Regions from separate parts of the Homo sapiens genome. Here region 2 is linked to region 1. Evidence: read pairs that join two places in POLR2A ChIA-PET (ENCODE). Cell type or tissue: PC-9. All regions are shown on one strand. Links, peaks and the distances in the headings refer to the core of each region. The heading gives the core; the rest is flanking DNA.

The links. ChIA-PET counts read pairs that join two places held together with the same protein. Peaks named below come from ENCODE experiments on the same cell type or tissue, not always from the same donor. Only the 100,000 strongest peaks of a DNase experiment are listed, where the experiment ranks them.
Region 2: POLR2A ChIA-PET joins it to region 1 with 25 read pairs; 3 of 35 experiments call an interaction of 5 or more read pairs at or near these places.

Annotation. Positions count from the first base shown.
Region 1 is chr6:37,133,875-37,141,698 of GRCh38, reverse strand. No RefSeq gene overlaps it. Among named protein-coding and RNA genes, the nearest start is that of PIM1, 32 kb to the left of the region's middle. RefSeq lists enhancers at 1-362, 3,425-4,261. In PC-9, for the core only: no CTCF peak of the experiment used is centred there; DNase peaks (open chromatin) are centred at 3,458, 4,028 and 5,508; H3K4me3 peaks cover 2,237 bases; H3K27ac peaks cover 2,500 bases.
Region 2 is chr6:36,852,316-36,854,815 of GRCh38, reverse strand. No RefSeq gene overlaps it. Among named protein-coding and RNA genes, the nearest start is that of CPNE5, 14 kb to the right of the region's middle. In PC-9, for the core only: no CTCF peak of the experiment used is centred there; DNase peaks (open chromatin) are centred at 1,305 and 1,845; H3K27ac peaks cover 2,459 bases.

The sequences.
Region 1 (7,824 bases), core at 3,011-5,510:
AATTACCACTTTATCCCTTGATTGTTGTGCTGAGTTTTGGAACTGCAGAGTTCTTTTCTCAGCTTCGGTTCTGCCTTCTCTTACCCTCCCTCCTATTATTTAGCATACCCAGGACTGAGATTTAGCCATTCTAATTAGCAAATAGGTGAAAAGGGCTGGACTGTGCCTTTGGAATATCAGGGCTCTGTCCACTTAGTAAACTTGAATTCCTTTCACAACTGTGGGAAGACCTTGCCATAGACAGGATATTCTGAATACCACGGGAGCTTTAAGAGATTTATTACTAGGTTAAAGAGTGAAACAAAGGCCCTGAGATGATATCCTCATTCCCCAGAGGTATTTTCCTACCTTCTCTCTTACCACACACACAGGCACAAGATCTTTTACAAAATGATGAAACCAGGAAGGAAGGGGGTGTAAACTGGGGCTTTTGGAATCTTTTTTCTAATTCTTTCACTTGGTACAATGCATTTGAATGCCTTCGTTTCCCTAACTGCAAAAGGAGTCACAGCCAAATAATTGAAAAATCAGAACACAACTAATGCCATCTACCTGCAGTGTAAACCATCCAGGCAGATGATAATTTATGTTTTACTTTAAAGTTGTTTTTCTTTCTTTCTTTCTTTCTTTTTTGTTTTGAGATGGAGTTTCGCTCTCGTTGCCCAGGCTGGAGTGCGCTGGCGCAATCTCGGCTTACCTCAACCTCCACCTCCCAGGTTCAAGCAATTCTGCCCCAGCCTCCCGAGTAGCTGGGATTACAGGTGCCCGCCACTATGCCCAGCTAATTTTTTGTATTTTTAGTAGAGATGGGGTTTCTCCATGTTGGCCAGGCTGGTCTCGAACTCCTGGCTTCAAGTGATCTTCTCACCTTGCCTTCCCAAAATACTGGGATTACAGACATAAGCCACCATCACTGGCCTAAAATTATTTTTAATTTGTTATTTTTATGACAAATTTATTGAGTACCACATGTGCCAGGTACTGTGTTAGATACTGGGGATTTTAAGATAATAGGATATAACTCTTGCCCTCAGTGAGAACACGCTGAACACTAAAGGTAGGTGAAGGGAATCTGGAAGGTCTGGAGGGTCTAGCTATGAGTTTTTCAAAAATATGATCTGAGGAAAACAAAATTGGCCTTGAGTTGATTGATAATTGTTGAAGCTGGGGATTGAAACATGATAGTTTAATATTACTATTTTGTCTCTTTTTTCCATGTTTGAAATTTTACATAACAGAAAAGTTAAGAAAAAAATATGTAATCTGGGGCCATAATCTGTAGAACCGCATGGAAGAGACTGATTGAAACACAGATTCTCTGGCCCCACCACGGTCCTAGTCAGCTTCTTGATGGGGTTCAGGAATCTGCATTGTAAATAAGGTCTTTGTATGAGTCCTATGCCTACTAAAATTTGAGTTCCTTGGCAGAGGACACAGTACATTCCAAGACTGGAGGCAGAAGAAAGAAGGAAAACTTTTTTTTTTTTTTTTTGAGACAGAGTCTCACACTATTGCCCGGGCTGGAGTGCAATGACATAATCTTAGCTCACTGCAGCCTCCGCCTCCCGGGTTCAGGCGATTCTCCTGCCTCAGCCTCCAGAGTAGCTGGGATTACAGGTGCCCGCCACCACGCCTGGCTTATTTTTTGTATTTTTTAGTAGAGATGGGGTTTCACTATGTTGGCCAGGCTGGTCTTGAACTCCTGACCCTGTGATTCGCCCACCTCAACCTCCCAAAGTGCTGGGATTATAGGCGTGAGCCACCGTGCCTGGCCGGAAAACTATTTATCAGAGAAGAAAAACTTCCTTGGAAGCCACTTAATGAGATCAGACAATTTCAGTACTATGTAGAGGACCTTTGCAGAGCCTGAGTCTAGGCCAAGGCATCTTAAATTGTAATGTACACAGGAATCACCTGGGAGCTTGTGAAAATGCAACAGGTTAGAGTGGGGATTGAGAGCCTGCATTTCTAGTTATCTCCCAAGTTAGCCGCTGATGCATTGCTGCTGGTCTGGGGATTGCACTTTGATAAGCAAGGGTTGGGGTAGCCTTAGTATTTTACAGATAAGAAACTGAGGCCTAGAGAGATGAATACTTGCTCTGTTGTTGCAGGCATTGATTCTATCATTTTGTGCTGCTATCTCCTAAGGATGCTGAGCCTTGGTAGGAGCCTATTACCAGTTGGATGTCATGAGCAGGCGGCACTTTAAACATAAAGATTGCAAACCTGGGGCTGAGCTGCAGTACAGATTTCTTCTCAGCACCTTGGGAATGGTCCAAGGAGTTGCAATGTGGCTGTTCTGCCACAGTCTGTTATTTCTTATCACTGTTACTGCATCTTCCAGGTCTGGTCTCTTGAATTCTATGAGAGTTCTTTGGCAATCATTAGACCTATTGAATGCATAACCCTATGCACTAACATATGCCCAGATTTATCTCATATATATATATTGTTGTTGTTGTTAAATGCTATTGCATTGAGCAAGTTTTGCAACTCTATCCTGAGTTGCAAAGACAACATGGGTAGACATCTATTAAATGTACTTCCTAATATTGGGACAGGAGTGAACTCCTTGATACAGGAAATTCCATGTCACACAAAGCTTGTAAGCTCAGGGAACTGATTATCCCAGGCGGGTACAGATTCAAAACTGCTTTGCTTTCTCACCCTCCTTGAAGGATAGATAAGATAGTTAAGCATCCTTAATGAAAAAGGATGCTTGGGGGGGTACTTCCTAACCTTTGAGGAAGAGGTTGAGGTTGAGTCAAAGAAGCTGTCCCTGTCCTGTTTCCCTGTCAGTGACAGAACTCAAGACAGGAGGACCAAAGAACTGACCCAGGGGCACGTTTCGTGATCACTAATTTCCAGGTAGTGAAGACTCAAGACATTTCTTAACAAAAAACATTACCAGAACCGCCGCACCCCCCATACTCCCCCACACATTCTTTTTTTTTTGAGTCGGAGTCTGGCTCTGTCCCCCAGGCTGGAGTGCAGTGGCGCGATCTCAGCTCACTGCAAGCTCCGCCTCCCGGGTTCATCCCATTCTCCTGGCTCAGCCTCCCAAGTAGCTGGGACTACAGGCGCCCGCCACCACGCCCGGCTAATTTTTTCGTATTTTTAGTAGAGACGGGGTTTCACCATGTTGACCAAGATGGTCTCGAACTCCTGACGTCGTGATCCATCCGCCTCGGCCTCCCAAAGTGCTGGGATTACAGGCTTGAGCCACCGCACCCGGCCTCCCCCACACATTCTCTGCCTATCTTGAAGCATCTCTTACTCTGGTCTTGAAACAATTTCTGCTGAAATGACTCTGAGTTAGAACGCCCTGTGATCTTTCCTAAAGACCTGAGCATGCCTCCTTGACATGCATCGCATTTACAGTTATATCCTTTCCCCTTGATCCAATGACTCATATTCCCTGAACCCTTTTATCTAAAAATGCTAAAGAGGGGACAAATGATTGGTAAGCAGAATCTCCTGGCCACTGCAGTCCCAATCAGAGTGAGGTTTGAAAGCTTTTCTTAGGCTCAGAGTCCAGGGAAAAGTTAATTTTTGGTTCTCGGCATGTGGACTTAGGTTTCTGTACCGGCGAGGAGTAAGGATGTGGAATGAGTAAACTCCCTGGGAGGTGGGGGGTGGGGAGGGGATGGGGCCTCCCTGGAGCCTCGGGCCATTAGTAATCTGCTTTGTGAATGGAGTTAAAGGAGGAGGGGGCTGCACATACTTGGAATTCCTTCATCTGGGTGGGCTCCTTCTCTCCAAACTTTCAGGATGTGGGAAATATAAGATGAAAGAAGCTGCATTTCCAGCCTATCAGGTTACAGCGTGGAAAATGGAGAGGGAAAGAAGTAGGGGGTGGAGAGTGGGGCGGGAGAAGGCCTCCCCGAGAGGGGCCAGGGAAACCCAGTTTGAGAACTGGCTGGGGAGAGTGAGAAAGAAAGAGTGCTGGGGCGGTCAGATCACGTTTCACATCACATCAGAGCTGTGGAATTTCCTCTCTTCTAGGGGGAGCCCTGTGAAGATGAAGTTGGTTTAAGGTTAGTCGGTGATGAATAATAGCCCAAAGGCGACTGATGGAGGGTGTTACTAAGTGACTGGTGTTTACAAGCAAAGCTTTGGTGGTGGGGTTGGGAGGTGGGAGCGGGAGCCATCTTCAATCTGAGTTGTTCACCAAATTCTGTGACCCGAGAATGGAGTCCATGTATGGATTTTATTTGTGTCTGACCTCTGTGGTATGCAGAGTCCTGAACACTCGGGCTGAGAAGGGGAGCAAAAGAAATGGGAAGGTAATTAGAAAAGGCGGGAGAACCTCCAGCGTGGGTAAGGGATGCAGGGCCCTCCGGGCACAATCAGTTTCTGCTTTGTGTCTCTGGCGTCCCTGGGGCGGTCCTGGCAGGATCTGTTTCTGTTCTACTTAATCCACGTGCTCCACACCACTCAGTTGTCACTGCCTGGCTCTCCGAGGACCTTACCTCCCCAGAGATGCGTTTATTTTTTAAGTGTACCCAGGCGGCTGTCCCTCCTTATTTTCTGTTATGAGAAAGAAAGCTCCACCCTGGGTGTGAAACAGAAGTGTGAAACTTCTGCGAGGCCGGGTAAGTGGCTCCTGAGGCCAGGTACACCCTCCTTAGGGAAGAATAAAAACAGTGGAAGACCACTGGGGTCAAGTTTGGGCCTAAAATTAAATAAAGGACAACGGGAGGGAAAATGGAACCAAGCAACTGGGCTGGTGGTGGCGTGTTAGGAGAAAAAGAATGTTTATTAAACCCTGATACCAACCACAGTCGGGTAATGTATTGTTCTAATATTATGACGAATAGAAAGTTATTAGATGGCATATAAATCATCACATACTACACATGACAAAAATATTGCTTGTTTTGAAAAAATTAGAATACAATAAAATACGCTTGTCACAAACCATAGCAAGCTTCATTTCATCTTTTTTCTCCTGTTTCAGAAAGCTGTTTAGGATTTTGCAGTATATCAGGGTCATCATTTTCAAACATCTATTAGTGCCATATTGTAGTCGCGTGAGAGGTTCAGTTAATAAAGGTTTCTGGTTGATAGATGGCTAGAGCAAACAGACTTTTGCACTATCTTCTCTGAATTGCTACTGAGTTATTACAATACACTGAGTCCATATTTTATCACTTTACAAACCATACACTCATATTTTCCCCTCCTCCCTCCCTTTCCAAACACTACCACCTCCAATAGTTTTGAGAAAAATAAATAGAATATTTCCTCCTCTTTGCATTAACTCCTCACAGCTCCCTTTCCAACACGAGCTGTAGCCTTGAACCTTGCTGGACTCAACTCCATTGCCTAATCCTTGCTGGTTTTGACACCCACAGTCATTTTCTAAGACTGGCTTTTTTTTTCTTTTTTTTTTTTTTTTCGTGAGGCCTATTAAATTTGGGATAGGTAGTATATTTGAACTGGTCCTTCTGGATTTCTGAGTGGTTTCCTAAGAACAGGTAAGGGTAGTAACTTGAGTGGTATTTCCTGTGTGCCCCAGTGAAATAAGTCAACAGCATGTTTTTCTAAGTTGAAATGAAAATTAATATTTTTTTTTGAGATAGGGTTTTGCTCTGTCGCTCAGGCTAGAGTGCAGTGGTGAGATTACAGCTCACCTTGACCTTCCGGGTTCAAGCAATCCTCCCACCTCAGCCTCCTGAGTGGCTGGTACTATAGGTGCGCACCACCATGCCTGGTTAATTTTTTTTTTTTTTTTTTTTTTTTTTGCGGGGGGGCAGGTATTTTTTGTAGAGACGAGGTTTTGCCATGTTGCCCAGGCTGGTCTTAAAGTCCCAGATTCAAGTGATCCACCCACCTTGGCCTCCCAAAGTGCTGGGATTACAGGCGTGAGCCATCGCACACAGTGGAAAATTATTATTTTTGAGACGGAGTCTCGCTCTGTCGCCAGTCTGGAGTGCAGTGGCACAATCTCTGCTCACTGCAACCTCCAGCTCCCTGGTTCAAGTGATTCTCCTGCCTCAGCCTCCCAAGTAGCTGGGATTATATGCACTCACCATCACGCCCAACTGATTTTTGTATTTTTAGTAGAGACGGGGTTTCACCATGTTGGCCAGGATGGTCTCGATCTCCTGACCTCAAGATCCGCCCGCCTCAGCCTCCCAAAGTGCTGGGATTACAGGCGTGAGCCACCATGCCTGGCTGGGAAAATTAATTTTTGAAAGTCCTGTAGTCAGCCTAGTCCACCGTAGCCTGCTGTTGACCTTAGTTTTGGAAGAGCTAAGGACTCAAATGTTAAAATTAGAACTGACTTTCAGTACTGGCCCTACCTACCAGCTGAGTACCTTATTTTTATTTAACGAACACTTATACAACATATACGAGGTACCAAGCACTGTTCTAAGTATTTTAGAAATATTTGCTTGGCTAATCCTCATAGTGGTGTTATTGTAATATAACACTATTATGAAGTATGTTGTTATTATCCTCATTTTACAGATGAAGAATCTGAGATGTAATTTGCCAACCTATGAACCTGAGTTTCAGCTCACTGCCCTAGCATATCCCCAGTTGGCTGGAGGGATATAGCCCTGTTTCCACATCTGCCTGCATGCAACTTTGAACAAATCACTTGGCATTGCTAGGAGGCATATGAGGGGTATGAAACTGTAGGCGGCAGGGGAGACAGGGCCTTTACACACACATGAAAAAGCAAAGAGCATGTATTTGGTACCCTTTTAGGGAGCGAGAGGAACGGGAGATTTCTCGGGCTGTTCCTCCCACCCCCATCCCTGCATAGAGCAGCATGTTTGGGTTACTTCAATACCTTCTTATAATTCAATTCACAGCCTCAGCCTTGTACCATTTCCGTTTCCTTGAACTGCATCTAGACGTGATTCTGGTCCCCACCAGCTTCTGACCTCATTACTCATTCTGTTTACAGCTTGGCCTCACCCTTCAGACTGCCCTGATTTCCCAGATAGGAATTTGGCTGCCCTCACTGACTATGATTCAGATTTTCGCCCCAGCCACATTGCACCAGGCCCTCCTGTGTCCACACCCCTCCGCTCAGGCTGGCACCCTGGGACCCTCACCTCCTTCCCTCACTGAAACCCCTGTCAAGGATCAGGCAGGTCTCTATAAAATACATCCCACCACGGAGAGTCTGGGCAGGATTACGGAGGATCTTGAAGGAAACTTGGGAAACTCTTGAAGGATTTGGAGTTGGGGGATAACGTGATGAAGGGGGATAGATTAGAAGGAGGTAAGGCTGGAGGCAGGGGCCTCTGTCAATGAGCTATTGCAGTGACACAAGTGACCCAAGGAAGGGCTGAGGGGGGTGCCCTGTGGAAATGGAAGTGAAGCGTGAATGGGAGACAGAAGATGAATCTCAGGACACTTGGTCATTGCCTGGATTTGAGAGGAATGGGGTGAGGAGAGTCGCACACCGCGATTCTCCAAGGTTCCCATATGAAGCATCTGGGAAGCTGATGACTCAAGGACGGGACCAGGGTGCTTGTGAGGCAGTGGAAGAGCCTGGCCTCGTGCCTGGCAATTGGGAATAGGCTCAACAAATGTTTACAGGAGGAGGTATATTTATATCAAACCTCTAGATCTAGTCATTAAAATGTTAATGCCTGGCCGGCCACTATGGCTCACGCCTGTAATCCCAGCACTTTGGGAGGCCAAGACAGAATGATTGCTTGAGCTGGGGAAGGTCGAGGCTGCAGTGAGCCGGGATCCTGCCACTGCACTCCAGCCTGGGTGACAGAGTGAGGCCCTGTCTCGAAAAAATAAAAATAAATAATGTGGGTTTTTTGGGTTTGGGTTTTTTTGAGACAGGAT
Region 2 (2,500 bases), core at 1-2,500, 280 kb after region 1:
CTGATTCTAAATATTGTATGAGGTTCCAATGGTCATTTTAATCCCAGTCATCTTAAGTAGTAGTACAGAGATTGAATGTTCAAGATTTCACATCATTTTAGGCTTGTGGATCTCCAGTAGACTTCTCCCTCTTTAAGAGCAATTCTAACTTTAAAAGGGCAGAACCAGAGAAAGAATTAAGTGACAGAAATTGACATTTCTGAATAAGAGGTGTATTCATCTGTTTTCACATTGCTATAAAGACACTACCTGAGACTAGGTAATTTATAAACAAGAGAGGTTTAATTGACTCACAGTTCCACATGGCTAGGGAGACCTCAGGAAACTTACAATAATGGTGGAAGGCAAAGGAGAAGCAAGCACCTTCTTTACAAGGTGGCAGGAGAGAGAGCGAGCACGGGGGAAACCACCATATTTAAACCATCAGATCTCATGAGATCTCCCTCACTATCGTGAGAACAGCATGCAGGGGGAAAATGCCCCATGATCAGTCACCTCCCACCAGATCCCTCCCTCGACACAGAGGATTACAATTCGAGATGAGATTTGGGTGGGGACACAGAGCCAAACCATGTTGGGGGGATTACCTGTAAGTGAACCAGGTGTATGTGCTAAGAGACCTGCACCATCCCTGGAATTTGCAGAGAGCCCACCTGCACATTATTATGGGACCAGAGGCAGTATATGTTGTGGTGTTTGGTTCCTTAAGCTGGTAGCTCCTTGAAGAGGGGATTATAACTTTAATGTTTCTTACTACTCTATCAATTTTGGAAATGGTGATTTACTTTATGGAATGGCCAAACAAGGTTCTGTTCCCCAAGCCTTCCCTACCTTCAACCTCTTTCTCTACCTTTCTCTTTTCTCTCAATAGCAAAAAAGCAAAACCCAACAACAAACCATATAAATGACTTTGTAACTTCCCAGAGATGGTTTTTGTATGCAAAGTAGTGTTCTACACTCTGGAAAAAATAGAAATGTATTTCTTTCAGCCTGAACTGGGTGGACATAATTGGATCTGCCTCTGAGAGCAAGGAATAGCACCTGTTCACTAACCTCCCAGAATCGTAATCCTGAAAATCTCCACTTTCATCCAAGGCACAGGCGTGGTGGAAACGTATCATGGCTACTCTGAAGCAAAGAAGGTTCTGCATGCCTTGGGAGGAGAGCCACACAGGCACAGTTCCTTGTTTTTGGAAAGGGACACCAAATCCATGCTAAGGCAGTCACGTGGGCACATACCAGTTTTCATAGAGGATATGACCTCAGAGAGTGAAGCTTGAATTGTTTCACAATTTGTGGTTCTGCCAGTTAGCCAGAGTTGTAGAAGTTCCCGTTTCCTTATAAGGGAAGCTCATCTAAAAGGAATCCTGCTTAATTCTTTGGTCATATGAGTGTCTACATCCTGTCAGGATTAGTACCATTGAGACAGGTCTCATAAAAGTGGGGTGTACTAGAGATAGTTCATTTTTGTTACATCTCATCACGGTGAGGGTGGTGAGCTTTCTCCTGGCTTATCAGGAGAAAACAAGGATAAGTTTAAAACTTGGATGGGGATTATTGAAGATAGGTGTGGAGGACCATGGGGGGCTCATCAAGGCACAGGAGAGAGACAGCTCTCTGCTGCTTCTCGTGGGGGAAGGGAAAGAGATTCTAGACATTTGGAGAAGGCTTAAAGTTGGAAGTAGATACACCAGTGGAAAAGGCTTTCAAACAGGTGCCCCTGGGATGATGGATAAGAGAAGCTTGGCACACAGACTATAAAGAATATGGCCCAAGGGCCCTAGCCCAGGGCTTCTCACATGACTACATGCAGGAATCACTGAGGGAGCCTGTTAGGAAGCAGCTTCTGACTCAGCACTCAGCCAGAGAGTCTGCAGTTCTCGCCAGCTCCCAGGAGATGGTGACTGCCGGTCCAGACACCACCCTTTGAGTAGTGAGGTCCTAGAGGTCACATTTGTCCAACATGAAACTGGGGAGGGGGGGTTTCCCTAAGAGCAAGGGCAGTCAGGACCATGAACCAATCTTATGCCTCCTGGAGCAGAGCTCTCCACCTCATCCTGGTGGTCTTGGAAGAGTGAAGAGATTCAAAGCACACGATGAGCTTTAACATAAGCTGCTGGCTTTGGCTACTGGGATTGAGCTTTATGAAAGTGTTCTGTTCCCACAGCAGTACAACATGGACTTCAGACCCTGGTATGTGGCACTGAGATACCTTGTGTGGACACCAGGGTGGGTGAGATTGGGTGATCAGTAGACATCACAGAAAATGCAGGGAAAAGAGCATCAACAAAGATGACATTGGGGGAAAGAGCTCTGGAACCTGACTGTCGGGGTTCAGATCCCAGCTCCACCACTTAGCAGCAGCATGAACTTAAGTTTCTTAATTTCTCTGTGCTTTAGTTTCTTCCACTATAAAATGAGAATAATGGGCCAAACTTCAAGGGCTATTGTGAAGATTAAATGAGCTAGAACAGGTATTTAGAACAGGAACTGGCATTTA